6 separate regions of the Mus musculus genome follow, and regions 1, 2, 4, 5 and 6 are each linked to region 3. The links are chromatin loops, found by intact Hi-C in ENCODE. Cell type or tissue: left cerebral cortex. All regions are shown on one strand.

Evidence for each region. Hi-C counts contacts between places; a loop is a spot of excess contacts. Peaks named below come from ENCODE experiments on the same cell type or tissue, not always from the same donor. Only the 100,000 strongest peaks of a DNase experiment are listed, where the experiment ranks them.
Region 1: it touches region 3 in a loop (5-fold over the local background); 11 of 42 quality-filtered maps call a loop at or near these places.
Region 2: it touches region 3 in a loop (6-fold over the local background); 11 of 42 quality-filtered maps call a loop at or near these places.
Region 4: a loop joins it to region 3, with 2.6 times the contacts of the local background. A loop is called at or near these places in 13 of 42 quality-filtered maps.
Region 5: a loop joins it to region 3, with 2.9 times the contacts of the local background. A loop is called at or near these places in 6 of 42 quality-filtered maps.
Region 6: a loop joins it to region 3, with 3 times the contacts of the local background. A loop is called at or near these places in 18 of 42 quality-filtered maps.

Annotation. Positions count from the first base shown.
Region 1 is chr1:159,515,649-159,520,648 of GRCm38, reverse strand. No RefSeq gene overlaps it. Among named protein-coding and RNA genes, the nearest start is that of Tnr, 5.6 kb to the left of the region's middle. In left cerebral cortex, a CTCF peak has its summit at 2,652; DNase peaks (open chromatin) are centred at 1,250 and 2,788; H3K27ac peaks cover 633 bases.
Region 2 is chr1:159,521,773-159,526,772 of GRCm38, reverse strand. Tnr (tenascin R) reads right to left here and starts at 3,004. Exons shown (of 23, transcript NM_022312.3): 1 at 2,558-3,004. In left cerebral cortex, a CTCF peak has its summit at 3,064 (motif pointing left); DNase peaks (open chromatin) are centred at 431, 2,577, 3,027 and 3,492; H3K4me3 peaks cover 2,913 bases; H3K27ac peaks cover 1,464 bases.
Region 3 is chr1:159,393,570-159,398,569 of GRCm38, reverse strand. No RefSeq gene overlaps it. Among named protein-coding and RNA genes, the nearest start is that of Mir1843b, 56 kb to the right of the region's middle. In left cerebral cortex, a CTCF peak has its summit at 1,960 (motif pointing left); a DNase peak (open chromatin) is centred at 1,873; H3K4me3 peaks cover 339 bases; H3K27ac peaks cover 1,309 bases.
Region 4 is chr1:159,886,175-159,891,174 of GRCm38, reverse strand. It overlaps Tnr (tenascin R), which reads right to left. Exons shown (of 23, transcript NM_022312.3): 11 at 4,855-5,000; 12 at 4,036-4,305; 13 at 2,799-2,918; 14 at 1,745-1,891. Among named protein-coding and RNA genes, the nearest start is that of Gm31348, 100 kb to the right of the region's middle. In left cerebral cortex, no CTCF peak of the experiment used is centred here; DNase peaks (open chromatin) are centred at 398, 973, 1,545 and 2,325; H3K27ac peaks cover 1,086 bases.
Region 5 is chr1:159,659,032-159,664,031 of GRCm38, reverse strand. All of the region lies in intron 1 of Tnr (tenascin R), which reads right to left. Among named protein-coding and RNA genes, the nearest start is that of Gm31348, 120 kb to the left of the region's middle. In left cerebral cortex, a CTCF peak has its summit at 3,108; DNase peaks (open chromatin) are centred at 313, 1,125, 2,703 and 3,090; H3K27ac peaks cover 629 bases.
Region 6 is chr1:159,768,701-159,773,700 of GRCm38, reverse strand. All of the region lies in intron 2 of Tnr (tenascin R), which reads right to left. It overlaps Gm31348 (a long non-coding RNA gene), which reads left to right. Exons shown (of 5, transcript XR_001779507.2): 5 at 1-312. Among named protein-coding and RNA genes, the nearest start is that of Gm31348, 13 kb to the left of the region's middle. In left cerebral cortex, no CTCF peak of the experiment used is centred here; DNase peaks (open chromatin) are centred at 359, 584, 908 and 2,113; H3K27ac peaks cover 1,653 bases.

The DNA.
Region 1 (5,000 bases), 120 kb before region 3:
AGAAGAAAACACCTTGTTGTAAACATGAGACAAAGGGGACAAGAAACTTGGCTCTTGGACAGTTTATGTGATTACTACCCAAGGGTATCTTATGGGAGAAGTTGTCAAGAGCAACTCTTCCTCTTTTCTATGTAATATCTTCTCCAGAATCTTGTGCTTACATGGCTACAGTGTTATAGGGTTATAAATACTTGTCCTTCTATCCTATGAGGACATAAATTCCATGATGGCCAAGAAAATGTTTGACTTCAGGGAGTATTTGAAGAACTGTGGAGTTCTGTGGGTCCAGGATAAAGAGAATGTTTCAGAAGAGGGAAAGAGCAAATGAGCACAGAAATAGAGGGGGACAAGAAGTGGGAATTTTCTCTTTTGTGTTTGTTGCTCCACAACTTTTTCCTCACAGGAGAGGTGAGGGACCCTGTATATCCCTTGCCACTTTAAGATGGCTCTACCCATCACTGGGAAGAAAATCCTGGTTATACCTGCACCTTCTTCCCTGACTACAGCATACCACCAGCTCCCATATTCTGTAGGTAGAAGGCCCAGGATGACATTATATAGGTAGGGAGCTCAATGTTTAGGAAATAAGCAGTTGCTCTAAGGCAATGAAATAGCCCGGTCCTATCTTGGGGCATGAGAGACAAGAGTGTGCAATGTCTACAGTCTCTGAATCCTTCGGTATAGTTCCATGTCGTAGACCCTGGCCGTGGGCATACATGGATAAGTTCTTTCACTGTAATGACTATGAGTTCATGGGTACTCAGTATCGATGATACAGATAATCAAGAATCACATATACAGACCATGCAGTAGAAGCTGCCCTTGGACTCCCAAACCTTTAGCATAAGGAACTCACCTTTCATTTTGCTCTTGTGGTCTGATTGGAGAGAAGAGCTGAAAGGAAAGTTGCCAACATGGAGAGTTATCCAATAATGGAGACTTCTAAACATGGTCCAACTCAAGAAAAGTTGCCACTTGTCAAGACATTGTAGGGACATTTAGGCATTGGAGAAAATGGCTCACTCACTGCCTTTCAGCTCAGATGATATAAGTTGGATTGCCCTAATCTCTGTAAGTTGTGCTTAGAAGGAACTATTTCAGGATTTTGGAGGTAGAGAGATGAATTTTTAAAGTTTTCCATACGGACAATGTGGCTCAAGTGCTCACCCCCACAATGAGGCAGAGAAGGTCCTGCATGCTAAGACTGCACTTGGGTTCTGTCCCAGCCTGACTCAGCAGGACTTGGTGACCTCATTGCATGATGAGGATAATGTCTGGAGAGAATTCTGAAGGGACAGCTGCTGGCTATGGAGACAGGAAGGCTGGAGCTACAGGCAGACATTGGCAAGGGGAAGAACTGTAGAAAATGGCTCAGGAATTTTTTTTAAAAAACAGCACTGAGTTGAAAGAACCTAGGAGAGTGAGCAGAGACTTGACAGAACAGAGAAAGAGCACTGTTGGACAGCTCCAAACACTGCCAACTCCAGGAAAAGGTAGAATTTGCTGTTGCATTTAGGCAGCAGATGGAAAAGACCCTTGCCCAAAATCCTTCACTTACTTTGATGCCATTGCAATAGACTGTAGACCTATTACCTTACCTGCAGAACACATCTAAAACTGGATTCAAGACTAAGCACATGCCCCAAACATAGCCAAACAGAACCCTAGAAGTTCAGAAAGAATTGTCCTCTTAAGAGCTTACCAAACAGGAATCATGTGAGCCTAGAATTAACCATAGTCATTTCCAAGCTCTGTAAAGTGATCCCATTCACAATTACCCAGACGCAAGTAGAGCCAAGGACAGGAAGAAAGCTCCAGAAAATGCTGTCTGAGATGATAACTCCAGCAGGAATCTGAATCCCAGTAAGTTGAGTAATCTATGCTCCTTTACTTAAGTTAATATGTGGTGGTGTTTATTTGATTAACTATTTTTCCCCTTTTGTCTTTTAGGACAGCATCCCTATATGTAGCTCAGGCTGGTCTCCAAACTGTAATCCTTTTACTTCAACTTCCCAAGTTAAAGTTATAGTTATATTTATATTATAATTAGTTTTATATTACATATTTATATTATATTATATTATATTTATAGGATTATAGTTAGATACTACCACACCCAGCTATAGCTTAATATTTGAACCTTTTGAGGTTCCTGGAAAATTCTAACTCTAGCAATCTCAGAACTGTCATTTAAAACATGAGTTTAAGAGCAGAACTGAGGAATGAACTAGGCTTCAAGGCAGAAAGCTAATTATTTTCTTTCTCATTCCTCTGGGGATAAGTAATGAGACCCTTAACTTTCAGTGGGACGTATAGAAAACATTCCAGTAGAAAAGTAGGCAACCGCTGCTGTGCCCATGTAGAAGGTATGGAGGGAGCTGTCCCCGAGTCCATATTAGTTATGGATTTTGGTTTTTGGCTTTCAGATGAAAGAATGCTGTGCTCAGGACCTGCCAGCATTTAGGGGGCTCCAAGACCCTTTGTGGAATGCTTACCTACAAGAGAACAACAGTCCCAGAGTGCCCATTAATGTACCACAAACCTTTCCATCCAGACTTCCAGCATGCCCAGCCTGAAACACCTCCTCCCTTCCAGTTCATCTGGGTCCTCTGAGGGCAGAGCTGGCTCAGACAGTTCTGAGCAGAGTCTGTTCTGGGAACTGCAGTCCTGTGCCTGTGAGAGCAAGTATGCAGCATCTCTCTGAGTCACTAACCCTGCCCTTCCCCCTGGCACCTAAAATCTCTGTAGATAGGGCCTGGCCAGCTGCAGCCTGCTTGGGGAGGGAGGACTGCTGGGTGATGGAATGCTAGCTAAGGAGGGGTGCAGCTGAGCTCCTGGTTCCCCAGCCTGCCTGCCAGCTAGGAATTGTTATCTATACCAGAGAGCGAGCCAGGCTTCCTACACTAAATTAGCGAGAGCAAGGCAGATGTCTGCTTTCAGTGCAGCAGAGGATTAGATTGGCGGTCGACTCTTGTTGCAGACAAGGGCAATGATGTGGACCCAGGGTAGGTGTCACTCCTGTTCCAGGACTTCTTCACAGCTAGGCTGGCTGTCAGCACATCTATGCCCACCCCCTCACTGGCTACTTTGTGTAGGGTTTCCTCCCCTCTGAGCCACTTACTCGATTCCTAGTTTTCATTTTCTATGGCCTCTGAATGAGAAACAGAGGCCTAATTTTAGGTCTTACCTTCCGCATCAGCCACTTTAAAAACTTTAAGTCCTTGCCCCACCTTTCTCCCAGATGGACTCTTGCCCAGGGGAGACACCAGTCCCTCTCCCTTTTTGGCTCTTCTCCTTTTGCTTAATAGGCTAAGCTACTCACCAGAAATAAAAAGATCTGCTGTGACTGGAAAGTCCCGGTCCCTTTCAGTACTGAAATTGACACTTAGTTCCTGTTCCCCACACAACATTATGGAGAGGTAAGCCCTTTGGTTACAGAGCACCACCCCCAAACAAGGCAGAAGTGGGATTAGGTACCCATAAGGGGCTTGAGGGAACTAGCTAAGCCCTCTTTAAACATCAGTCACTTCTGCCAGGTTCTGCCATGGGCACTTCTATGTGCCATCCTAGAAAAAGGGACCAAGATCTTAATCAGACACTGAATCTCTGGCAGTGTGACCTTGAACTTTAGCCTCCAGAAAAGAGAGCAACACATTTCTATTAAAAATCGTTCGTAATTCAGTGACAGGGCTAACTTCTGAGAAGTGCATAATTAGGCAATTTTATCATTGTGTGAACACTACAGAGTGTGCTTACGCAAGGGGAGACAGCTACAGTGTCACTAGGCAGTATAATCTTAGAGAATCATTGTCCTGTATTGATTCATCAATGACATTTTGCAGCCCATGACTATATTTATAAATTATACGCAGTCTGTGGTAGTTTGAGTGGAAAAATGTTGTTCCCCCCCCCCCCATACAGGCTCATTTATTTGAACACTTAATCCCCAGTTGGCTATTTAGGGAGGTTATGGAACTTTTAGGATGCAGAGCCTTGGTGAAGGAAATGCTTCTAAGGGTGTGCCGTGATGGTTTCTAGCTCTGTCCAACTTCCAGTTTTCTCAGTTTCCTTTGTGTTGATAAATGATGTGATCACTCTGCTTCCTGCTCTGGCCACTTACTGCCATGCCATCATGGACTCTCCCTCTGTAACCACAAGCCAAATAAACCCTTTCCTCTATAGATTGCTTTAGTTGTGGTATTTCATCACAGCAAGGGAACAAGTAACTGAACTGAAACAGTCTTGGGTACATTTCTGGTTTGTTTTGTTTTTACAGCAGCACAAATATGGTGTGGGGATAGGGAGGAAAGACTGGGGTGGGGGGCGCTGTGGAGTGTTGGCGTTGTTCTGTGATTCCTCAGTCTTCCCTGCTTCTTAGCCAGAATTCTAGAAGCTGAACCTTTCCCTTGCTATGCCCATGTTCACAATTCCTTCAGCACTTTCTCTACATGTGAGCAGAATAAGTTTCATACTTACTGGGGAAATCACAGCTTCCTGTATAGGGAGACTGGGGTCAGATCCTTGCTTTGGGGGTGCTGGCTCTTGCTGGCGTTAGACAAGTTGCTCTACCAAGGAATTACATCCCCAGATGGATCTTTACTCCAGAGCTTCTGCTCTGGAAGTCTAGAAAAGGTTGTTTTCAGTTCCCTCATGTATCCAATAGCAATCCCAATAGTCCCCTCCTCATCTTAGGACATCTGTGCAGATCCATCTGTAGAGAACATTAGATGGACCTTGCCCATGTTTTTACCTTAGGTTGACCTTGACTTTTTAAATCAATGTCCTTTGCAGATTTAGCAGCTTCCTACTTGCCTCTTGCTTAGCTATGACTTTGGCTTTGGAGACCCTTGTCAGATGCTGCAAGAGCACCTCTGTGAAGGGCAAAACAGTAGCCTAGGTCTAAGTTGAGTGGGCCTGGATTTAAGCTTCTGTGAAGCCACTGATGAGCTATGCAGTTCTGCCCACGCATACCTCTCTCCACATTCCAGTCCTTCATCAAG
Region 2 (5,000 bases), 130 kb before region 3:
TTTGTTCAGTGAGGGGAAGACAGACGTGAGTATGCAGTAGCCTTCTCTCCAGAACCCTGGCGGGTGTGAGAGAAGAGGCTTCTGGGAAAGTGGAGCCTTTATGTGTCTAGTTAGTTTGTACCATTTCTCACTCCTCTAGGTGATAGAAGTCCAACTGTTTCCTGACCCTTGGTAATCCTCCTACATCCCAAACCACAGAGGACTCAATGAAGGTGGCCCCATGAAGGGTCCTGTGTCAGCAAAGTGAACAAACATCCAAACTCGTACACCTATGGCAAGGTGCTCTAGGAAAAGGGCCTCTGCCTGGCATTCTGAGGTAAAGGGAATGTGAACACTGGGCATGTGACTTCAGTTCATCCTGGAGGCTGGCATCCCAGGGACTCTTGTCACCATCAGCACAGAGAGCTCTTCACTTGGTTTCTGGGCATCAGCGACATGGCAAGTTGTCTGGTTGGTTCTGATTCTTCCCCAGGGAGAGCCCACTGTTTCACAGTGAATTCACTAACAAGCTTTGCTGGTATATGTGAACAGCAGGTTCTCACTCTCCCACATATGAGCACTTCTGCACTTACAGGTGAGGAGATGAGTATATCAGAAGTTCTGTTTCTGCTTTTGCCACTCTCTGACCCAATGCTTGTTTAAAAATGGACCCAATAATGTTACTGGCCACTTTTTTTTTCAGAGAGAATCTAGGAGCATTAATAAGATAATTGTGACATCTATAACAAATGATGTCTTTAAGAGAGGCTCCTTTGCAAGGGCACGGCTTTTTAAGCATTCAGGGACCAGTTAGTTGGTAGAGAAATCATCCACTTACTGGTACACACTGGGGGAATGTGAAGGGAAAGGATGGAGTATGAATGAGTCTGTGTGGGCTTCTGATTCTCTAAAGTTGCATGCTTCAATCTTTTTCTACCATTACAACCTCTGACATCTCTGTCTTCCCATCTCTAAAAACTACTCTCTGCCATTCATTCTAGAGACACACTGAAGTTTCTAGTTCTGCTGCTTATAATCTCAGGGTGGAGATGGAGCTAAGGAAGGTGGTACTGTTTCTTTCATAACTATATCTCCCACCTAGAAGTTTCCCACAATCCAAAGTAGGGAACACTTTACTCATGTTGGAGAAAAGCCCAGGATTTTGAATTAAAAACCGTAACACAAGACATCACTGGGAAGAAGGTCTGTGTCTAACTCCACCTACCTGTCCCTCCCCCACCCCATGAGGAAAAGAGTGAGCAGAACCTCAAAGGGTTAGAGGCCAACCAAGTTTAGGCTTTATCTTGCAAGGAGCTGCACATCCCTCTTGGGATACTGGCTCCCAGGAAACTTTGGTAACTGAAGGAAGCCCCCAAGGCCACTTGTTGAGGAGCTTCATGTAGTAGGATTGAATAGAACTCAGGGACATGAGGGCAGGCAGATAGAGTCTCTAAGGAAAAAAGCAAGATAGGTAGAAGTAACTTATTGAAAGTATTGAGAGAGAGGAAGATGGGGGAGGGAGGAGAGGGAGGAGAATAGACAGGAAGACAGAGAGGCAGAGAGAGACACAGAGAAAGGGAGAGAGAGACCATGAAAAAGCAGTAGAATGTAGTAATGCCAGTCTACCATCTGTGAGGCCCTGGAGGCCCTGGGTGGGAGCTGGAGAAGACACTTTCAGGCTTGGGCCAGTCTAGGTTTTCCCCTGACTCCATAGACAAGTGAAGACAAACCCTTTCCTCTGGGCTGCTTGTCACTGACAAATGCCCCCAGGAAACAGGGGAGAGTGGACTTTTTTCCTCTCTCCAACCAAGGGTAAGAGAGAAGTGGATGGTCTTCCCTGCCTGCTTACAAATATAGTATAATTCGAGTCAGTCAGCCCCTGCCAGGCTGAGTATTTTCCTTGAAGTGTGAAATTAGAGACCTCAGCCCCAAATTTACCCCCAGCCTGGGGCTAACCTGTTGCATCTGCCCACCAGGAACTGACACCAGGAAAGGAAGCAAAAGGTCAGGTTAGGCTGTCACTACATCAAGAATCCAGGTAATCCTGGGGGGTGGGGGTGGGGGGAATGACATTTTAAAATATTGCTTCTCCAAGCTCCCTCCTGGAAGCACAACTTTTAACTCTACCTCCACTCCTGTCCCCCAGGCTTTTCCTGTAACACTTTCCCACCACCTATGGCTGGGTATGAAAGAGTTAATTTAGGAAAACCCAGGACTCTTTTCCCCAAACCCTCCCTCCCAGCTACATATAAAAAGGACAGCCTCACACGGGAGACTAGCACAATTACAAGCCTGCTAGCTCCGACCTCACCTGTCTTATGCAACAGTGCACACACATACATTTGCTCAGGCTCACTCCCAAGGCCAAGGTCCATATCCCCCTCTAATTCGGTAGACACACAGTTTTGCGCCTTTCTCCTTTCTTTTCTCCCTACGCAGAACCCCGCTTTATCGGCAGCCGAAAGAGATGTAACCTTACAGCCAAATGGCTTGAAGAACAAACATGCATCTAATCGCTCTCCGTGGTGCTGAAATCTCGCTAGCAAGGAAACAGAGGAGCGCAGTACTCCGGACTTACCCAGGTTGGGGGGTGGGTAGCCGGAGAGCAGAGAGCTAGAGCAGCTTCCAAAGCAGAGAATTCTTGTACGTTCGGGCTGGAGCCAGCTGATGCGCTCACCTAGAGCGCCCACCTCTCTCCCTCTCTTGCCTTCCTCTTTTTTTCTGAGAGGCAGAGAGAAGGCTTCACGAAAGAAACGAAACAGCAGCTGGTAGGTCTACCAGTAGAAGGAGAGAAGAAGCAACCAAAATAAGACCAAAAAGTCAGATGGCTTTACTCCACTCGTGGTAATTTCTTGGGTCAGGGAGGACCTCTTCTTTCCCTGTCTCTGAGGCTGCCCCAGCTCTGTCTCTGCGTGTTGAGCCAACAGCCTTAGCACAGTCGGTTCCTGCCTCTGACGTGAACGAGATGAGGAAGCCTGGGACCGCTCTGCTGTCTCTCACAAGCTCTCTCTTTTCCCCTCTTACTGAAATTTCAGCAGCATATTTTTAAGCTGTTTTTTTCCCAGCCTTCTACAAGTAGCCCCCTAGTGGACAGAAAAGCAACGCGTCTTTGGTCCTCTTGAACAGTCTGAGTTCAGGCTCCCTGCACCCACAAACTCTTGGAGACTGCTTTTCTAAAGAGTCAAACAGTCCCAGTCCTGATGGAGTCAAAGACTTCCCTCTGGTGAGCCTGTAGGAAGACAAAGGGCCTTTTGCTGATCCTTTTCCTGTAGTTGCAGTAGGAAAACCTGATATGGTATTGGGGAGGGGTATGCCTTTAGGATAAATGTTTGGCAGAAAAGGGGCAAAGGAGGTCTCTGCTCAGACTTGGAAAGGCAAGCTTACACTCATTAACTGCCCAGTAACTCAGCCACCTGGAAAGTGCTTTGGAACTTATGTCTACAAAGTCAGTCTTAGTTTTCGGCTGCCACTCGTGCACTATACATTTTGCTTCTCTGTGGCTCAATTCCACTGTTTGTAAAATGTGGATAGTGCTGCCCCCTCCCTACTGAATAGGAATGCTGAAGGAACAGAGTAACATACAGCTGACAGGAAATTTAACTCCAGTCTCATCCAAAAGCTTTGCTTACATCTGATTCACCCTTGACATATAATAATAGCTAACTTTATACAGCATTTGTACCAAGTGCTAAGCATTGCTACTAATCCTTACAGGTAACATCTCATTTAACGCATACATTAATCCTACAGTGCAAATGCTCCAATTGCATCTTTTAGACTGAAGGACTGAGGCAGAAAGGGATAAAATTTCTTGTCCAAGATAACAAAGCTAGTGCTATGTCACTTTAGAAGTCACAACATTTAAAGTAAACATGAGATAATACCTACAAGTGATCATTGTTGGTATTCTAAATAAAGTGCCTAGGTTGTTCCAATGAATTTGCATGTGGCTGAGTTTTTAATAAAATATTTAGAACTATATGTGCCAAATGAACTGTGGGGATTGCTATTACTTTTGAAAATCTGCTAAGAAAATACATTCTCTTAGTGATTTGGGCAGTTTCACAGATACAAAAACCAGTTGTGAATCTCATGAAATTGGAAAGTACTGGGTATTAGTAACAATTCACAGGACACATTATTTAATTTCTACACCTAAAGCAGATCACTGCCTGGAGCCTAATACAGTACTAGGATGGAGCCAGCAATTTGGTGAGCTGAACTCCTGCAATGCCAGCTAATGAGAATCAAGTAAGATGTGGGCATTTTCTTCAGAACTTCAGTCATGAATTCCTTACCTAATATAACTTGCTTTAAGAAATCTTTGGATTAAAAGGAATGAGGAAGAGCAAAGATGGGATTTGATGTTTTGCAAATCACAGTTCCCATTTTTATGGAATTTGCAGTTTCTCAAAGTGGAAAGAAAGGGCAGAGACCAGACAGTTCAGAGGCTGATGCCAAGACACGGGCAGAGGCAATGTAATAAATGAGAACACGGGCAAGAAAACTAACTTGACCAGAGGGCTGCAGGCTTCCACAGAGCACAGTATCTAGGATGAGACTGGAAGCATGAGGGTTATTTTAGCAAAGGGCCAATGAGAAACTGAAGCTGAAGGCATGGCAAACTCAAGGGGATGAAGAGAGAGGGTTGTGAACCTTCCAGGGTAAATATTACCTACTATTTACAAATGAGGAGGCTGGGTCACACAAATTAACTAGCTTTCTAATGATCTCTTGTGCTCAAATCAAAAGCATGTGTGTTTGACTCTAAAATCATTGTATGTAAGATGCACTTTCTCTTTTCTGAAGTGCACATACAGCTCTGTAAGGATTCTAGCACACACATTAACAAGCATGTGGCACCTGCAAAAACACAGAACCAGTGATCAATGAACATCAGGAGAGAAAGCCACAAAGAAACACTAGTCAGTTCAGAACAGGATCAATCAAAGGTAAAATAACTGTTTTTACTACATGTAGAATTGTCAAATGCATTAAAAAGTGGGACTACTTCGGAGCAG
Region 3 (5,000 bases):
TCCCTTGCTGCAAGCTCTAAGGCCAGCTTCCATTTGGCCAGAGAAAAATAATGATTGTCTGTTTATTAACTGGAAAAAACAAAAACACACAGGCACAGTGTGTGTGTTTGAGCCAAAAATCCGGTCCTAAGAAGCTTCCCCCGGTCCAGTCTCTCCTCTCTAGAATCCTCTACTAGGGGCCACGAGCCAGTGGTATAGGACAGTGGTTCTCACCCTTTCTAATGCTGTGATCATTTAATACAGTTCCTCATGTTGTGGTGACCCCCAACCATCAAATTATTTCATTGCAACTTCATAGCTATAATTCTTCTTCTTCTTCTTCTTCTTCTTCTTCTTCTTCTTCTTCTTCTTCTTCTTCTTCTTCTTCTTCTTCTTCTTCCTCTTCCTCTTCCTCTTCCTCTTCCTCTTCCTCTTCCTCTTTCTCCTCCTCCTCCTCCTCCTCCTCCTCTTCTTCTTCTTCTTCTTCTTCCTTCTTCTTCTCCTTCTCCTTCTCCTCCTTCTCCTTCTCCTTCTCCTTCTCCTTCTCCTTCTCCTTCTCCTTCTCCTTCTCCTCCTTCTCCTTCTCCTTCTCCTTCTCCTTCTCCTTCTCCTTCTCCTTCTTCTTTTTGAATCATAATGCAAATATCCGGTATGCAGGATATCTGATATCCAACCCCTGTGAAAGGATCACTTGACCTCAAAGGGGTCAAGACCTACATTTTGAGCACCACCAGTCTAGGAGCTGCAGGAATCCCTGTGCCTGGATGTTCCAGATACTCTGTAGCACATGATGACTTTAGCTCATTCCTCATCTGTAACCAGGGGTGTGTGGGTACCTCTGAGAATGCACCAGGCACAGGCTACGGTGACAAAAAAACTGAGCAGGGGATTCTCAGGCACGATAAGTTCTAAAAGAGTGTTCACCAGAAGCCACCATCTGAACTCTAGTGCCATACATAGGTTCGAACCCAAACTCTGCCACTTTGGCAAAGTTCCTGGTACCTCAGCTGAGTGTCTACGAGCTGGGAAATGAGGATGCCTGTGTCATAGGACAGGAATGACATCTGAGAAGGTAAGTGTGTAAACCAGGCCTGTGCTCACCAGGCGCCCATCACAAAATTGACATGTGAGAGTCTCTTTCTTGCCCTAACCAGAAAGCCTGAATTCTTTGCTAAACCCTCTGGCTCTCCTGTCCCCAAAGTTGGCCACCTGTCCACTGACCTATCTTCTACTACTGCATGATCATGGTCTAAATTCCTTTCCCAGAAGGCTGGGGACGGCTCCAAACCCTAGCTTTTCCTATTTACTCTCCTTTGTGACAAACATCTTTGCTTTGAAAAACTGGTCACTCATGGGACAGAGAAAGGTACAACCAAACATGGTGTTCAGGCATAGTTGCACATACTTGAAATCCTAGCAGTCAGAAGTGTTGAGGCCAGCCTGAGCTACATAGTCAGACTTTGACTCAAAAAAAAAAAAAAAAAAAAAAAGTCAAAACAGAGAAAATGTCATTCTTCTGGACTGAGCTAAAGTCTCAACCCAGACACTGTCCTATAGTGCAAACTTCCAGAAGTCGCGGAATCTCACAGAGCCCCCAACCTTGCTGTCACATAAGCTCCCGAGTCAGCTCGGAGGAGTTCTCTGTCGCTATAAACACTGAGCATCTTCACATGAACTTCTCTGACTCCTACTCCTCTCCCAGGGCTTACTGTGCAGAATCTCTTGCCAGGAGGCTCTACTGAGAGTCAGAGCCCCTCCTCACTCCACGTGTCTAGTCCTGCAAACGTGACTCCACAGTCAAACACTCCATATATCTCAGGAGTCCCCTAAAGCCGTCTTTCCTGGAAGTCCTCCATGCAGTCACTTAGGCTCAGGTCAGCAGTTGTTAAGGGGCAACCTTTCACCTTCCCACAGTCTGAATTTTGGCGGAGCAGACCACCGCATCGGTTTCATTACAGGATCGAAGAGTGCCCTCTGGTGGAGGCAGAAGCAATAACAGAACCATGAAATTCCTCTTCCGGCTTCTACTCGGGACCTAGATCAGGTTCTCAATCAAATAGGTTCCCATTTTATTGGATAAACAAGTGATGTTGCCAATAGAACAGGAGGTATGATCTTCCCCTGAGGAAACACAACATATCCTATCGGAAAGCCTGATTACTGGTGTCCTCTATCAATTTTACCCTGAAAGGATAATAGCCCAGAGGTATGAGGCGATTTGCCTAAGGACACACAGCAAATCAACAGAAGAGAAGAGACTAGATGAATCCAGGTGCGTTGATGACCTTCCAGTTCAGATTCAGGAGAAAATCCAGGAGCTAGAGATTTGGACTGAATCCTGCTCCATACGTTTAGACAAATTAATTCTGCCCTGGGCTCTGACTGCCCTTTCTGAAACACGAGACAAGAACAGTGAGCTTTGAGGAAAGTCGGAGAGAGTCAGGGTCAGTCTCCTGCTTCTCCCTGATAGCCAGCTGCCCACGCCCTTCCACTCCATGCCCTTCAAGCTCATTTCCTTGTTCTCCAAGAAACTGGGAGAAATGGATATTTTGGGGTTACCTCAAAATGCAGACTCGTATGTGGTTTCGCCCCAGTGACTCTCTGCTCACAGACCTTGGAGGTGTCCTGAGCCTCAGTAGAGCCCCTAAGAGCCATTGATAGTCATCTCATGAGAAGACCGAAGCCAGAACCTCTTTCTGCTTTCAGGCACCCACACCGCACCTATGCGCATGCGCCTTCCTCCCTCCTCCCCGCCCCGCTCCCCACACACCACATGCACGCAAGCACAGAAGCCCTCTTATGAGGATAGACACTCTTCACCTCGCACCCCTAAAATGAGAAAATGTCCCTAGTAGTACTGGAGTAGAGGGATGAGGGGAGCCCAATTTGCCTTGTTCATCTATCCATCCATTCAGCAAACATTTTCCAAAAGCTTCCTACATTCTGGATATTGTTTAAAACTCGGAGATGGGGGTTAAAAGTCCTAAACATTATGGGATGCGGAAGATGCATCAGGGGCAAGGGGATTGAATAAGCTATACAATGTGCTCTCTCTGTAAGTGGAACCCATGTTGTGTGGTCCTTTCATTCCTCAGGAAGTCAATATGGGGGACACTTTCCCATCAGCCAGCCGTCTGCCTGGAATGAACAATAACACTGCTCAATGAAAATGTAACGTAGACCATGCTGCATCTTACCCTAAAGTTTGTAGTATATAGGAAAAAATTATAACAGCTCATAGTAAGTTTAATAATATGTTTTGTTTAATCTAACATATCCTAAATTCATCTTAAACTTATAGTTAGAACAAAAGAAAATTACTAAGGAGACACTCTGTCCCTTTTGTTTGTGCTGGGTCATCTGGATCCTGTGTGCGTGTTGTACTTACAACAGCACTCAGTGAGAAATCCACACAGTGCTCAGTTGCCACAATGTTTGTGTGTGTTGGGGGTGGGGTGGGGTAATTGTACCCTACTGGAAGCAAAAGAGGCACAAAAGAGGCAAAGCTCACCTAGCCTGCTTGGTTCTTCTTCAGAGCCCCAGGTCCTGGACTCTTCTTTTTCCCTTGGGGGTGGGGGGAGGGGTTAGGATATGTATGGAGGTCACAGCCAAACTTGTGAGAGTGGGTTTTTTCCTTCTACCATTTGGGCTCTGGGAACTGAACTCAGGATTGTTCACAAATGCCCTTACCTTCAAAGCCATCTCTTCAGCTCCTAGGTCTATATTCTTGAGCATACTTCTTGCCCATGTCCTCAATCAAAAGACGAGACAGCTCCCATCTACTTTTTCTCTCCCTAAGTCTCTCTTTGCCCTTTTTCTTTTAAGTCAGGCTATCCTGTAACCCAGGATGACTTCAAACTCACTTTATAGCCAAGGTTGATTTTGAACTTCCGATCCTGCTGTCTCAACCTCCCAAGTGCTGGGACTACAGGTCTCTGTTGCCATAACTTCTTTATGTGGTGCTTGAAAGCAAACCCCAGGTTTCATGTGCTGAGCAATCTCTGTACAAGATGAGCTGCATTTCTGTACCACCCTCATCACTCCCCTTTCTCTTCCAGAGACCTGCTCTGCTCCCGGTGAGTCTGATGTGTGACATCAGTCTCTGGGTGCTTATGTGGCCAGATTGCTGCATGTAGGGAGACTAGAACAGACATATGCAGCCCCTGAGAGTGACACTGGAGGAGTGGGAAAGTGGGTCTCAGCCTACCTAGGTCTCAGGCCAGAAAAGACCATCTTCTTGCTTGGACATACCCACCTTTATTATATTAAAACACTGAAAATCCTTCCTGGGCTCAACTTGTGAAATTGGCCCCCTCTTGTCCTTGGCTTTAAGGAGGTGTCTGGGATCCAGAACAGAATGCAGTTGGAGAAAGCACTCCCTAGCCATTCTGCCTTCAGTGTTCTTTCTGCTGACTTGTGTGGCCTTCCTCGGGTCTATCCCTGACCTTGAAGGTCAAGTTCATCTCAAGCAAACACTCTGATATTAAGCACAGAGAAGCCAGGGACATCTCAGGCCTGGAGTTTTCTGCAAGCCATTTGGTGCCACTCCCTGCTCAGACTTCCTCTCCCTAACCCTCCTTTTAGACATCCCCTCAGCCATGCTTGGACAGCCCACAGGCATGAAACTCAGTCCCTTACTTGGCTGTCCCTTTGTCCTCCAAAATATCTCCCTCCTATCCTCCCTGCTCCTCTCTCCTAAATCCCATCTACAAATAGAAAATAATTAATAATAATAATAATAATAATTCTGTGAGAGCAAATACAAATAGTTGGGAGCTATTTGACATGCTGGCTTCAAGACCCTTCTAACAACACCATAAGATAGACACCCCTTCCCCATGTTAGAGGGATGTAAATGAAACTGAAAGCAGTGGAATTATTTGTCCAAGTTTACAGTTCATAAGTACAGAGCCAAGGCCTGCCCGTGTAACTTCAGAGATGCCTGTATCCTATTAAGCAACTTAGGGAAAGTAAAATGAATGGTCCATGCCCACAGGAAATGAAATCTAGGCAAGGAGACA
Region 4 (5,000 bases), 490 kb before region 3:
GGAACCACGACCTACCATCGGCCTACCTCTGTTCTTTGATTAAATGAGCTGTGTTTGCTATCTTTTCTTTTCTTTCTCCCCCCCCCTTTTTTTTGCTTATGTTCCTCATCCCAAAGTAACAAGAAGAAATAAAGACTTTACAATTCAGTGTTTTGAATTTTATTCATAATCTGTGCTTTCAAAAACGTCTTTAAATTCAACTCCTATTAGAGTCTATGGTTGGATGATTTCTGAGATGTGTACCATCTCCTGAAGGAGCTGTCATTCTACAAGTTTTAAGATTATTGTGATGACTTGAAAAGAACAACCGGAGACACTTCTGAGCGTGGCACAGTGACTGGAAGTTACCAGAACCAGTCTGACTAACTTGAAAGATGACAGGGTGGCTTGGTGTGCTGCTGAGTTTCTGCTTTTGTGATGTCTGCTGCCTGTGGCCAAGAATCACACGAGTTAGCTTTTGGGCTGAGTCACAACACTCTTATCTTGGGAACACGATATTCTCGAAATCCTTTTTATGATTTTCAATGAGAAAATATGGCAGAATTTTCAGGCTTTCTTGGCTGAATGGTCATTACTTCTGGTCAATGTTTATCCACTGCCTGCTTTAATGATCACTGACAAAACATAGTGCATCTACCAGAAGGAGGGAGACTACGAAAGGTACCTTTTTATGTTTCTGAATGACGTTTTGGTCACTGTGTTAATAGATAATGTTTTGGCGCTTGTAAGAGTATTTACAAAGCAGTGAGGACTCCTTAGGCACACTCTCCTCCTTCAGAAATCACCATCTCTAGGGAAATTTAGCAGCGTTGGGATATCCAGGTGTTCGCTTAATGAGGCAGGCTGAATGTTTTCCTATGTGTAGTGGAAACTGTGGTTTAACTAGAAGGTTCTCGATGTTGAGGATAGAAACTGATGGCTGTGCCTTCCACTGCCATCTAGAGCAAATCTGTGCTAATCCTATGTGATATACTTGCTTAAGGACCAGAGAAGGGAGGCTAGTGGAGTTACAGAAAAGGAGCCCTATCTTCAGGCTTATCCAAAGAGCCAGTTTTCTGAAAAAAGGCATGGTAGGAGACTTTCTCCTCCCTATTTTTCATATTAAAGCCCATCTCTTTTCCCCACCTTCCTTCTGTGAAGGGGCCTGAGGACACAGAGGACATTTCCTACAGGAGAACAAGAACTACATAGTGTTCCTGAAAGCAGCTGGGGATGCCACAAAGGGTCACCTTCACCTCTACTGCCTTCATACAGGTGATGGACTTAGAGCCTTTTCCCTGGAGCAAAGGCAATACACCTATGGGGTGGCTGTATATGATGAATAATCCACCCCTAGTTTCCTGAAACTGGAATAACAATGCTTTTCTGAAGTTTCCTCAACCCCCAAGACTTAAAGAGATCCTATGATTCAAATGTTTGCTGTGGAATCTGTCTCCATCATGCGTCTTTGAAAGGGCGCTCTTCGTAGAGGAAGTTCCATGAACATTCTGAACCTGAACGAGCAAGACTCCTCCTCAAGTGTGACTCACCAAACTCCTATAATTAGAAAGAACAGTCTGTGGGGAGAGAAACCACAACTTGTCCTGAAGGACACAGTGAGTCAGAGGAGCCAAAGAATGGCGTCTCAGGCCCCGGAGCCAGTATCCACTGTATGCGCTGGAGTGATTTCACTCTGCTTCCTGTGTTTGTTTCAAGGCTGCTGCTTATGTCCTGAGCCGACACCCAGCAAGGGAGCCATGTTTACCTGTGTGCACCAGGGTGCAGATGCGTTCACTCTCCTCCCTGCCCCGTACACTGTTGAGGCTTATTTCATATTCAGTAGCTGGATACAGCCTGGTGATGGCGAACTCTGTCACGGTGTTGGGCACTACGGAGCTGTCTAGCCGTCCCACTGAGGAAGAACAAAATCCATCACTAAACGTTCAACAGCTCTCTTATCAGTGGGTCCATGGCTCAGTGTACATTGGGACAGTGGGTCATGAGGCACAGATGGGTGTGGGCTCAGCATGCAATAGGGAAGGGAAGGCAGATACATGACTCATAAATGATAATGGTGGAGTTTAAATAGATCTTATACGCTGGCCTCACTCTTTCATCTTATGGGCTTTTTAGAACAAAAGTAAATGAGCTATTTATTATGTAGGTTTCTATCAGACCGGTCTTCTCTGAGGCGGGCATATCAGTATAGTGGAAGTGGAGTGGGCAGAGCCACCGCAAAAAGTGCCCTATGCAGCCCAGAGAAAGGTAGCCTGGAAAACTGTCCTACCTCTGGCTGGAAGTGAACATTCTCTCTACTTTGTTAACAATGCCTCATATACCAGCAAGAACTGGCAGTATGCAGGCAAGCTCTCGGCCAACTTCTCTGACTCATACATTGGCTACAATGGCAGAATTAGGATCACTGTGGTTCCCTTCAGGGCTCCATGTGGCTCTGCTGGGTCTTTATCCATATCCAGGATTCTAGTCTTAGACTTTATGCTCAGCATAGTATGTGTAGCACTGGCTCTTGGTAAAGCCATCTAGGCCTCACTTCATTGTTTTTCATTGCGCAGCCTAGCTAACGGTGTCCAGTTATTTCCCATGGTAAAGTGTTTGGCTCTCTTGATGATATTTTGAGAGCCTATTTTGAGAGAAGTTGGTGAACTCATGGTTTCTCTGTTGTTCTTCATCAATACACTCTCATTTTGAGGAAGTATGGTATGAGGGTGTATGCTGTGTAGTTGTGATCATGCACCCATAATAATCTCTAATCAACTTCAAGCCTTATTTATGTTTGAGAAACAAAATCATATCATTACCTTGGGTGGGTCGGTACGATACTCGGTAGTAATCAAAAGGCGCAACAGGAGAGCTCCAGGACACCGTCAGGGAGTCCTTAGTCACGTTGCTAATTGTGATGTTTTTGGGAGGATCAATTCCTACAAAGATCAGAGAGTTGTGGGGAAAAGACAGAAGCACAGTTTGAAAGTGGAATATCTATCTATTTCTAGATTTCTGTTGATCCACTAGTGTCCCTCAGGCAGGCATGACCCTACATAACTAACTGGGCATCCCTAACATGACAGTCTGTGTGATGTCACACTTATAACATTGTAGCTATGGCCAAAGTCAGGAAGCTAAATTGGCAAGATCTACACTTCTGTGCCACAGCTACTACCATCTAGACCAACCAGAAACTTCCTTTTAAGTTTGTGTGTTTTATTTCAAATAGAGGATCATATAATTATCTTCTCTAAGGGAAACTTCTCTTGCAAAGACCTAACTCTGCTACTCTTTCTTAGTTTTTAGCAGCTACTTTTGGTTCAACTTGGAAAAAAACTGCCCATTAACTGTAGAGAGATTTCAGAGCACAAATCCTAAACGAATATACTTTCCTAAGTTATATTTTATTTATGGTGCATAATTATGGTGCATTTAAACTGTGGGGTCAAATTCGCTGACTACTTAACATACTTTTCCAGTTTGTGAGTTCTTGTCAGTATGTAGGGAACTATCTAATTATAGGTGTTTTTATATACAAATGTATCATATTTGGGATTGCATTTGCAAATGACCAAAGGGAAATGGCCCAATTCATCTCAAAGTTCTATGTCTTCCAATGTGCAAATCAGCTCCTATCTCTGAATGCCAGGTAGCTACATGGTTACATGCTAGCTCTATGTTGATTCTGAGGAAGAATCATTTATTAGGCTGTCAAGAGATGGCTCTCCAGAATAGAAATATCATCTTTTTACTTAGAAAGAATCCCTTGGAGACAAGCTTTTTCCGGGCCTTTTTCCTAGATTGGCAAATCTAGAACCAATGCATTCAAGACTTGGGCATGCAGAGCACTGGGCCTGTCCTACTTTGCAAATGGATGTTTCTCATCATATGTCTCTTATGCAATGCTGAAAGAAGTACCTGCTACAGAATAACTCACAGAAGTCTCTAGCTATAGGCTCATTCTGCTATTTCTTGAAAGTTTGTCATTTTAGATTGCATTGGCTTGTCAAAAGCTGAAGTGAGAACCCTCTTGATCAACATCTCCAGCCTCACCTGTAGTGATAGAACCCACTATGGGTTCAGAGGTTACCGTCCCATGGACAGCTACAAGGTTCACTATATATTCAGTGGCTGGCTGTAGACCCATCAAGACAGCGTGCCTCTTGGTGGCATCCAAGAGGACCTCCAACATGTCTTCCTCTTTGTCCCTGGGGCTGTAGTTCAGAATGAGTCTGTCTGCTGGGGGAGATGGGTCACTCCAGGTGATATTGACACTGGAGGAGGTCACATGAGAAAAGTGCAAATGGGAGATAGGGCGGAAGCCTGCAAAGTAGAAAAGATTGGCAGCTCTGAAACACATGTGTTGGTAGCAGGCCATTGGGCAGAGATGCTTGATCTCCCTCTATGCTGATATGGGCTATACTTTCACCTGCTGGCTCAGAGGTCCTACCTCCTCTCCCACTCCAGTCCAGGCTAGGCTACTTAGCCATCTACTGAATAGTGCAGTCTAATAAAACTAGAAGCAGCTCTGTGAAATATTCATAATATGGGTCCCGGATTTTAAAACCTCTAACTTGGAAAAATGTGACAGAGAGCTTTAGCCTTACCACTAATTTAATGCAGGAAAGGAGAAATAGATGAATTAGCTCCTGTGTCTAGGCTATAACAATCTGACATAAAATTTCAGATCTTTGCTTATTCTTTCCCTTTACTCTCAAACATTTTCTTTTCATGCATATATTAGTCCCTGCTCCATCCCCTCCCCTTACACATCTCTTAATTTTCTCTTTTGGAAGACTGGGACATCTGAATCACCTCATGTTAAGATCTAATTACTCGGGGACCTCACTGAGACGTCTGCTCCCCTGGTACCTGTGAAGGCATCCACAGTAGACTCCAGGCTCTGCTGCCGACCCCTCTCAGCAGTGATGGAGATAATGTATTCTGCTCCAGGCTCTAGATCTGTTAGTGTGTATGAAGTCCTATCCCTGGGCACAGTGACTTCGGAGGAGATCCCA
Region 5 (5,000 bases), 270 kb before region 3:
TTGTGATCACTGCAATAATGATGCTCTGATTTATATAGCACCATTCATTCTTCAGAGGCCCTCAAAATGATTTACAATCATTATCTCATTAAATCCTCTCAGATATCCCAGGAAGACAAATAACCTCAAGAGAGATTATCCCTAGGAAAATATCTCCCTCCAAGAGGCGAGATGAGCTACTCATGATCCTAGTCCATGTAGCCCTGTGACAAGAAACAGTGTCTGGGTCTGTACAATGCCAGATGGAGTCTTGTGTAAGGATTGGTGTCTCCTAACTGATGTAAGACTCGATTTTGTCCCCCAATGTGTCCATATGCAGCTTCTAGAGGCCTGTGCAATGGGAAACCACATCTGGGTCTTCCTATCTGAAACTGTTTTTAGATCCTGTGGATAGAAGGGCATTCACCAGCTCTTGCTGAATGCATGAATGCTAGTTTAGTCTTAAGACGTCCAGCTGCACTTGATTATTCTGAAAGCTCAAATTGTACCCAGGAGATGAATTTCCCCATGTTTCCCTTTGCTTTGGAAACAGTAGAGTTTGTTCATAAATTTTTATACCTGATGATGATTTCAAGTGAGGAAAGAAACAAAGCTCTTGTTGAAGTACTCTAGGAGTGTGTGCATGAAGGCACAAGAGAGGGCAATTTGCTATATCAGTCATGTAAATTAAATTAGCATTAATACACTGAGCTCCAGGACAAAGGACTGAGCTAGAAAGATCAGTAGATAGCATTAGGAAAAGAATAAATAAATTTCAATAGAAAAGTCAACATTGACTCCTCTAGAGTCACATTATTTTAAGTTCTACTGTGCGTGTCATTAACATAGAATGGGGAAGGGTTATCCTTGGAAGTTTCTTTTTGCAGTGGGATGCAGTCAAAGGAGAGATGCAGAACTAGAAAATGTGCTGAGAATAAGAGACTCAATGCTCAGCCCATGAGACATGTGCATCAACTCTCCCCAACACCACCCAGGACCAGAGAGCATCACAGGAGCTGGGAGAGGCAGAAAGAAAGCAAGAGCTGAAGGATGCAGAGGAGTGCTCTGAAATGCCATCTTCCAGACAGGTTGTAATTATCGATTGCCTCATCCATGAGCTCAACAGTAGCTGAGGTTCCTTTCATAAAATGTGCAAGATCAAGCCTGCCAAAATTCTGGCATCAATGGGGCAGATAAGCTCTAGTTCTCACCCCTCCCTGAGGAGCTATTTACAGTTGATAGTTTCTGGAGTGGGAGAATCATTCATTTTTGATAGGCTATGGCAATTGGTAGAATTCTAGTGTTCCAGTCAAAGGTTCCACACTCATGAACATATGAGCAGCTCGAACCAGATTTAGTAGATTATTTTTTTAAAAAAAGACATGAAGTTAGGAGGGGGTTGTGTTGAGAAAGAAATGGAAGGTAATCAATCCTATTCCCCCATCCAGCAACCCTATGACATATATCACACCTAAGATATGTATGCCAAATATACAGTATATTCTCCATAGTACAGATCACTTATTAACTGGACCTTCTTCCCTGGTTTGCAAGGGCCATACCTGATTCAGAAAACTTTATGAGTGGAGACCTTTTTTAGAGGTCCACCTCAGGCCCTACATGTTTTGAAGCTGGTATTACTTATGAGGGACAATTGGTCTATCTCCACCTCTCCTTCCCTTCCCCACAAATACCTAAGAAACATATGGTGCTAGTTTCCATAGGACATAGAGTATGAATTAAATACTGTGTTAATTCGTGCTGATATAATACAGCTATAGTTTTAGGAACCATACTTTCTAGGTCCTAGAAATGGGTCCAGAGTGTATGTGCATGGAATATACAGGTGCTAAATAAATGAGAGACATATATGAAATGATGATTAAAATCACAATCAGAAAATATTATGAGACTCTAACATATAAGATTAGATCAATACACATAGGTGTGTGTGTGTGTGTGTGTGTGTGTGTGTGTGTGTGTGTGTGTGTGTGTGTGTGTGTGTGTATGTGTGTGTGTAAGTATGGCTCTACACTCTACAGTTATCACAAGGGTATATGGATCTCATAGTGGCCCCAGAGATTTCGATGAAGAGAGGGATGGGGAAGGGAGAGAGAGAAATTGTTTTACAAAAATACCAAGTCAGCCAGTCTCCATTAGTTCAGACACCCAGTTATTATGAATGTGACTCCCCTGGTCACTCTATAAAATAGCTTGAGACTCCTAAGACTTCACATTTTTCTGGAATGCTCTAGTGAAAAGTAGGCAACATGAGGGACGGCAGACATAAAGCTGGCTGTATTTGCAGGTTTGGGGGGTTGATGCGCCCTTAAATCTAAGTCTCAGATCTCTAGTCCTGAAAGCCTCCCTAAGGTCATGCGCTCAGTGCTGGAGAGGCAGGATGGGGTGGTGCTTCCAGACCTCTCATGTTCAGTTTATCACAGGAAAGGAGCCCTGGTGAACTGGATCCCTGCAGACCCAGGAGGCCCTTGTGTGAGGAAGGTTGAGGAGGCAGTGAGGTGGAGGAGGGAAGATCAGAGGCAGAGAAAGTCGAATTGTTTGTCAGCTTGTGGGGCGATGACTGGCAGAAGAGTCTCGGCCTGCCAAACCAGAGCTCTTTACAGGCCATTGCTACTCCTTTCAGATGCTGGGGGGAGGGGTGGCACCCCCATTCAGAACAGTAGCAGCAAACACATTGCCAGATAACACAACCTGCCAACTGCACAACAGCCCTTGGAGGCAAATATGCCTCTCTTTCAACCTCAAGTACTAAAAGTACTTGGTAGAGTTGTGTTTGTGTTGCCATGGTGATAGAAGCAGACCATTAGAGCCTTACAGCAGACACAGGAAAGCTTTGGGGTCTTAAGGGTCTCTGCAGCCCAGTGCGGGAAGTAATTCTCATAGCCACAGCAGGATAAATGGGCCTCCACCAATGAGACCCTCTTAGTCCTGTGCATTCATGGTCACCGAGCAGAGCTACTTGTATGCTGGCAAAAGCAGCACTGTCCTAGCAAGTAAAGGTCAAATTGGCAAAGTCCTGAGGCTGGCAGCTCCATCTAGGGCCAGAGGGGGACATACAAGTTGAGGCAAGATCTGGAGATCTAACACACACCTTGGCAGCCCAGTTTCCTTGACACCAAACACAGTTCTCACAACTATTTTTCTCCTACTTAAATAAACAAAAATCATGTTTCCCAGATAGCAAGAGGGCTTTTTTTTTTTTTTTTTGGCAAAATGATGCAATGACTCAGGCAGTAGGCGACTCAGTGGCTTAGAGAAAGAGGGTGGGCCAGAGGAGCTATTATCTTTTGGGTTTGCCTTTGACTACATAGCTACTATGGGTAGGTATCCTATATTTCCAATGAAAGAAGTGTGTCTTCATTGTGCTATATTTGAGGGGACTGTGAGCATAGTCTCCTCTGCCACTCTTGATGTCTAAATGCCAGTCTGATGCAGACTTGCTTTGGATTAACAGAAGGTATGCAGACTTCGTTTAGGTTAATTTTGCTAGGAGCTCAAGTCACTTGGCTTATAACAGAAATAGCACGTGATTTCAACTTATTTACCCATAGTATTTTTCTGTGAGCAGAAATATGTTTGCTAATGTGGAAAGTAGAACACGTAGAAACGCTCTTACATTGTCCTCAGTTTATGTCAAGCTGATTTTGACAGCCTAAATAGCTACAGTTGTCAGAGGTGTTTGGTGAAACCACTATATTCCTAGTGGCACCACAGAGAAGGGCATGGTGGTAAAGGCGCTATACTAGTGCTGACTCAGAGGACCACTTAGGGGTGAGTGATACCGAGGGGGGCTGAAAAGTTCAAGTCTGGCCTTTGTTTCCTCAGGCTCACCATGGCTGATGATAGCTAATATTTACACAGAAGCTGTTCATTCAAACTGCTGCGTGTGCATTTCTTTGGGGTCCCATGTAAGGCTAGCATGGCGTTAACCACTTCAACAGAAGAGAAAAGTAAGTGGGCCCAAAGCTTAGAGCCTTGGGTATAACAGTATTTGCTAATAGGGGGATTAAATACCATATGACATGTTATAGAAAGTTATGTCATGTGCAGACAGCAAACAATTCAACTAAGATTCACCAAGTACATTTTTATGTACCAGGCACTATGATCTGCTATCCACAGAAGGAAATTGGTCCTGTATGGGACTTGCCGATGATGTGTAAGATGAGGAGGTTGTATTCTATTATCACTACGGTCCTCTTCAGCTTCAGGGCTCTTTTTTATTCTATTCATATCTAAGGGAATAATAGAATTTTAGAGGGAGGAACTGTGGGGAAGACAAGAAATATGCATGCAGAACACATATAGACAGAAAGGAAGCCACCGAAAGACATGGCCATCACAGAAGAAGCATCTCAGGGGAAATGCTTGGTCCCACTGATGGCCTACCCCAGCACCTCTCTGCACAAAGCAGGGAGCTTGGGGGATCCTCCGAAGAGACTCGGCAGCAAAGGGAAAATGACAACCATTCTTCTGCCTACCAGACTTTGAAGGTTTATGGTTCTACTTCAAATTAGGAAGATAAGTTTTTGCTTCCCAGGCTTTTGCTAAGAGAATATATCCTCAAACTGCCTGCTGTCCAAGTCTAATTAAAGACTCAAAGGAAAGAAATAGGATTCCAGTAATTGTCAGAAGGACATGCAGTCGACGCATTCCTCTCTATATCACTACACCTCAAATTATATCTGGTCTTGTTAAAACATAGATTACTGCCCCACCTGTGGCCTTTCCTATTCAGTCATCCTGTTCAGTGGAGGAAATTTGCATTTCTAATAAGTTCCCAAGAGCTACTGATATTGCAAGTTTGGGGTTATGTGTGAGAAGAACGGGGCTAAAAAACATCAAGGGTATTATCAGGTCAAGCCTAAAGCAAAGATATGTATCCTTAGAGCCCAGGGTTCTGATCCCCAATCTTTAAGGACTTTCTACTGAATTCCTTTCTGACACTTTGTCCTTCTCTGGCATTGAGCAGTAACAGACGTAACAGCCTTAAGACATTT
Region 6 (5,000 bases), 380 kb before region 3:
GCTTTCCATTGGCAGCTGACCTCCACCCACCCCCCCCCCCCCCGCCCCCTGCTTCTGTCTTCTGCCTACTGGTTATGTGTGTGTGTCCCCTTCCCAGCTGTCTGGTCAACTGCTGGCCACAGCCACCCAGACTATCCTGTCTCCCCTGCTCTTTTCTCCAACCTACCCCCTCTCTCCTCTACACAGCTGGGCTCTTGGGGGACATGGCTGTCTGAGCTATAGTTCTGTGGGCACAGGTGGCTCTGGCAGATGTAAGTTCTTTCCATTCATGTGGGTAAACAGTCAACATTATATTAAACTATTCATTACTGAGCTCTCTGTCTGAATGTTAATCTGGGGTAGGAGCTGATTAACAGTCCCCACCCAGCACCGGCCCCTGGGCAGAGCCTGACACCGATGATATAACTCTGTGGTGGCTGAGTGGCCAGGAAAGGTCAGCCCTGAGAGGAAAGCATTGATTTTTGCATTTGCTCTAGGGGTGATACATGGTAGGGCTTTCTGGCCAGAGAAACTGCTGTCTGCTAGGGAGGTCATGTCTTTGGAGGATCCACTACACTGGTCAATGCCTGACTGGTGGGTTTGGACAGACTGTAGAACAAGCAGATACCTGACACCAGGCTCCTGGATGCCTGTTTATCAGTTTCCTTTTTATATGTCTGGCTATGTGCTGAATGCTAAAAAGTCTCCCAGGTCCTCACATACAGACTGTGCTGGTCTATGTTAAGATACACGCCAAGTGTACCACATGCCCTCTGTTCGGACTGTTGAAACCCAAGCATTCTAGTGGAGCCTGGACAAAGCCTAAATGATACCAGAAAGCATAATCTAGACTCTTTCCAAGGAGAGATTGCTGGGAGAATGTTGAACATGCTGTTCTCGATGCCTAAAATATTTCAGCATTAGGAAACATGTGGGTTGACTATGAGGATGTGGCTCTTCCTTAGGATGAGTTCAAATCTCATATTTTAGAGGAGTTAAAAATAAGAGAAATGTGCAAATGTGGTACTCCAGGGAAACATCCTTCATGGTCCTTAGTCTGCTATTAGCTCACATGCTAGCTTTGACATACATGTGTGAAGATTGGGTATTCACTCTCATCACTGCCTCTCCATCCTGGGAGACTTCCAGACCCCTCCAGTGCCTGCAAGGTGAACACACCTCTCCGGGTAAGGATGAAGAGATGAATTTCTCTTCCTTGTCTCAGGACTTCACAGACCAGTGCAGAAGAGAGGCAGATATGTCATGAGTTAGTCAGGGCAAAGAGCTCTGGGAACCCAGAGAAAGAAGGATGGCATCTCACAGAACAGGCAAAGTTGGAAGAGATTTCTAGGTTCCTTAAAGGCAAAGAGTCCTGTGATCGTCATCTCATGGCTGCATGGTGCCTAGCTCCTGGCAAGGGTTCATTGGATGTTTATTGAATGAAAGAATGAAGGTGTCCTTAGGACAAAAGTGATAGATGGTGCGGAGACTTGTATTGGGAACAAACTATCAATGGCTGCTGTGAAGGCAAATGTCCAACAATCACTTTCTCATTGAGATTTCTCAAACTTCCATATCCCCCCACTCTATTCCACATGGGGATACTCAAGCAACCAGACAATCTCTACCGGGTGTCAGCTCATCATCTGCCTCTCTGTCTGGATGATTCAAGAGTTCATTGGAAATAGTCTACCAGTGGACACCCCTTCTCACATTCTGCATGATCATCACAGGGGAGACTAGCTGGACTGCACCTGGAGACAGTGTGGTAATAAATCATGGCATCGTGGGTGATGCAGTGAGCAGGAGCCTACATCAGACATTTTGAACAGACAATAACATCAATCCCCATACTCACAAACTGTACCCATCTTCTTTTTTAACTCATTCAGGGAGAGGAACAGAATGTAGAAGTCTTGCTTCATGTCTAAATAATATATCATGCCACTTTCTTACATCCTGCCACTGTGCTATGTGGAGGCAGAGGAATATACTTTGAGAGAAAGAGAGGCTTAAAGCATCTTGCTGGCTGATGTTAGCATCCTAGCCTTTTCAAGGCATTTTAGAATTGATGTTGGCAATCTGTGTTGTTTTTCTATATAGAGAAGTTCATGTTCTTGTGTTTTCCTGATATTAAAATAGAAAGGCTCATCGCTCTTACTTTCTGAGTGCCTGATTTGCAGACTCTCAAAACTGGTAGCTGTGTTTGCAATTTTAGCACCACAGCATCCATGCTAGTAAGGGCTGTGGGAGCCAGACTCATCTTGCTTGTTTAAGTACCTTCCGCCAGGTATTCCCTCGCTCATCCTTGTTGTCACACCCTGCCAATCTGTGTTGATGTGACACATATGTCTCTCTAATGACCCAGTGGTGCTTGGCACACACATGGCTCCTTCTTCTTTGGAATAAGTAAAATATGAAACACTGGCTGGCACATATTCTTCTTGGTGACTTGGGGCTACCATATGTGGGAGCTTCTTTGGCACTGTGTATGGAAGTCTCTTCTCTTCTGTCCTGCTGGGATCTGGGAATACTTAAAACATTCAGTCTGAGGAAGCTCTCAGCATTGATTGGCTGCCCACTCTATGATAGATCCAGATCAAGCCATGTCTACCTTCAGACTCAGCTGCTCCGTCACCTGTGAAATATTCTGAGGCTTCAATTAACCATCATCTTACGCATGAGAAACTGAGGCAAGGGATATGAATGGGAGATAACCCCATTCTAACCCCAAATCTCCTAGCTATGAATGGGAGATAGAGGGTTTTTAGTCAAGCCTTTAAACATTTTAAATTGCTGTTCATATTACTGTGTTTTAGAAGCCACTCCAAAACATTTATACTTACAGTCCTTATGATAGCCTCTCGAGATCTATCTAACTAGTGCTATCTAATAAGGGGAGGAGGCACAAAGGAGTTAAATAACTTGTCATGATCATCTAGCTGACAAATGGCAAAGGCACAATCCTCTGATACAGTCTTCATATAGCACCTGGACTTCAAGTCACACTTGCACAGGCCAAGAGCTTTGGAGTGGAGACTCTATCCTGAACAAAACTCACCAAGAGGAAACAACACTTAACCACTTACCTTCCCCTGAATTTTTGATTATGATACTAATTGCACAGTTAGGCTTTGTTTCTGTTCTCCTTTAAAGAGTCCTTCAGGGGAAACCCAGTACTTAAAATCTAATTTTCCAGAACACATACTTTATGATTGTCCTTTCCTCTCAGGGCTCAGTCTTAGGGCGCGTGAGCAGCAGTCACGAACTTCCAGAGACCATGTGCTCCGGTATCTGCCCCCATTTCCCCCTCTCTTGCCATCAATTACGGCAAATGTCATTAATTTGAAAGGCAAGGGAGCAGAAAGAATGGATTTTGAATTAACTAGTTCAGATAATCTGATATTTCCACTGAAGCGTGACAGGCTATCCAGTTAGCTAGGGAACAACAATTGTTTCCAATTGCATATCTTCTCAGATAAACCGATATCTGTGTAACAAGGTTTCGCTGTAAAGGGCGATCAAGTTAGCATTTGTGTTTCAATGAGGCTTGGAGCTCGTGTGGTGCAGCTGCCATGACACTGCTGTGTTTTGCCATCTTGCCAGAGGACCAGCCTTCTACATTGTGTGGAGACACAGGCTTCTGGGGCTCTCTGTGGCACAGACATGGCCCCTGCCCTAGACCCCTGCTAGAACTTACGTTAGCAAGTTCTTGGATCACTCAGGGCTCCTGTCAGGTAGTAATCAAGGGCTTGCACAAGACAGATTCTGCTTGGGTCTCGAGTGCTTTTTTTTTTTCCACAGAAATGGGGGAGGGGTGTATCTATTACAAACCCATAGTGCATTTTAGTTCTATAGCATGAACTGCTGCTATGAGTAGTTACCTACCTTGCCACAGGCTACATTTCTCCAGTCTCCCAGCATCTCAGTTAAGTTCTCACAGATGGGAGGAGATGAATTCATGTTACTCCTAGGTCAAGGAAGGCCTGCAGCTATGGGAGAAAAATCTTCAGAGCGAAATTCTCATGCTAGGTGGGGCCCCTATTTGAGTTTATAGCTCCTGGTATCCTCATGTGGGCATCTGCTCCAATCTTCATTGTTACTGAATGCTTCCCCTTCCTTTGACAAGCAGGGAAGCTCATTGCCCTTAGTTTTAAGGGAAGCAGGGAAGGGATGTGGTATTCTGGAGCAAGGCCACTGGAGTCCATATAGGGAGGACCAGCAGAAAGGCAGGAGGGGAGACTCAAGCCTGAGTCCATGATGGTAATATCCCAAGTAGTAACTTACGTGAACTGCTTCTCTGGTGGGACCCATTACCATGCAGCACATGGAGCCATTAGTATCATCATCCATCAATAATATGTGCCATGTTAACGCGGTTGTAAGTTGCATTTGATGGTAGCATTAAAGTCTGTTTGCTCAGCCTTCTGTTGCTCGTATGCAGGGAAGCACACTTTATATGACAAGGTCACTTGATCATAATTAAAAAGTAAAACAAGAACAGAGGAAACATTAACCCAAAGCAAAACCTGTACTACAAGACACTCGTCTTGGCTCTGGTTCCTTCAGGGGTGATCTTGTGATCTTGTGTGGTAGTTCTCCACCACAAGCTTAGTTGCTGGTGTGTGTGTGTGTGTGTGTGTGTGTGTGTGTGTGTGTGTGTGTGTGTGTGTGTTGGGGATTGAACCTGTGGCTTTGTGCGTGCTAGGCAAGTATGCTACCATTATTGGGCTATAGCCTCAGTCCCGGCTTTGTTTTTATCATTGTTTTTCCTTTCTAAACACATAAAGAAGTAGAAAAAAAACATTTCTTCAGCATAGAAAGTGGCAGAGGCACCGTCCTCCCCTCCAATTAAAAAGGAACAAAGGAAAGCACGCCTCGTGTGTAATAATACTAATTACAGTAACAATAATTGACGTTTTTGAAGATTTAATATGGGCCCAGCTTAGCACTAAAAACATCATTTGTCAAATACTGGAAGCAAACCTGGGTGCTATGTGAAGGGAGAGCCGACCATCCTC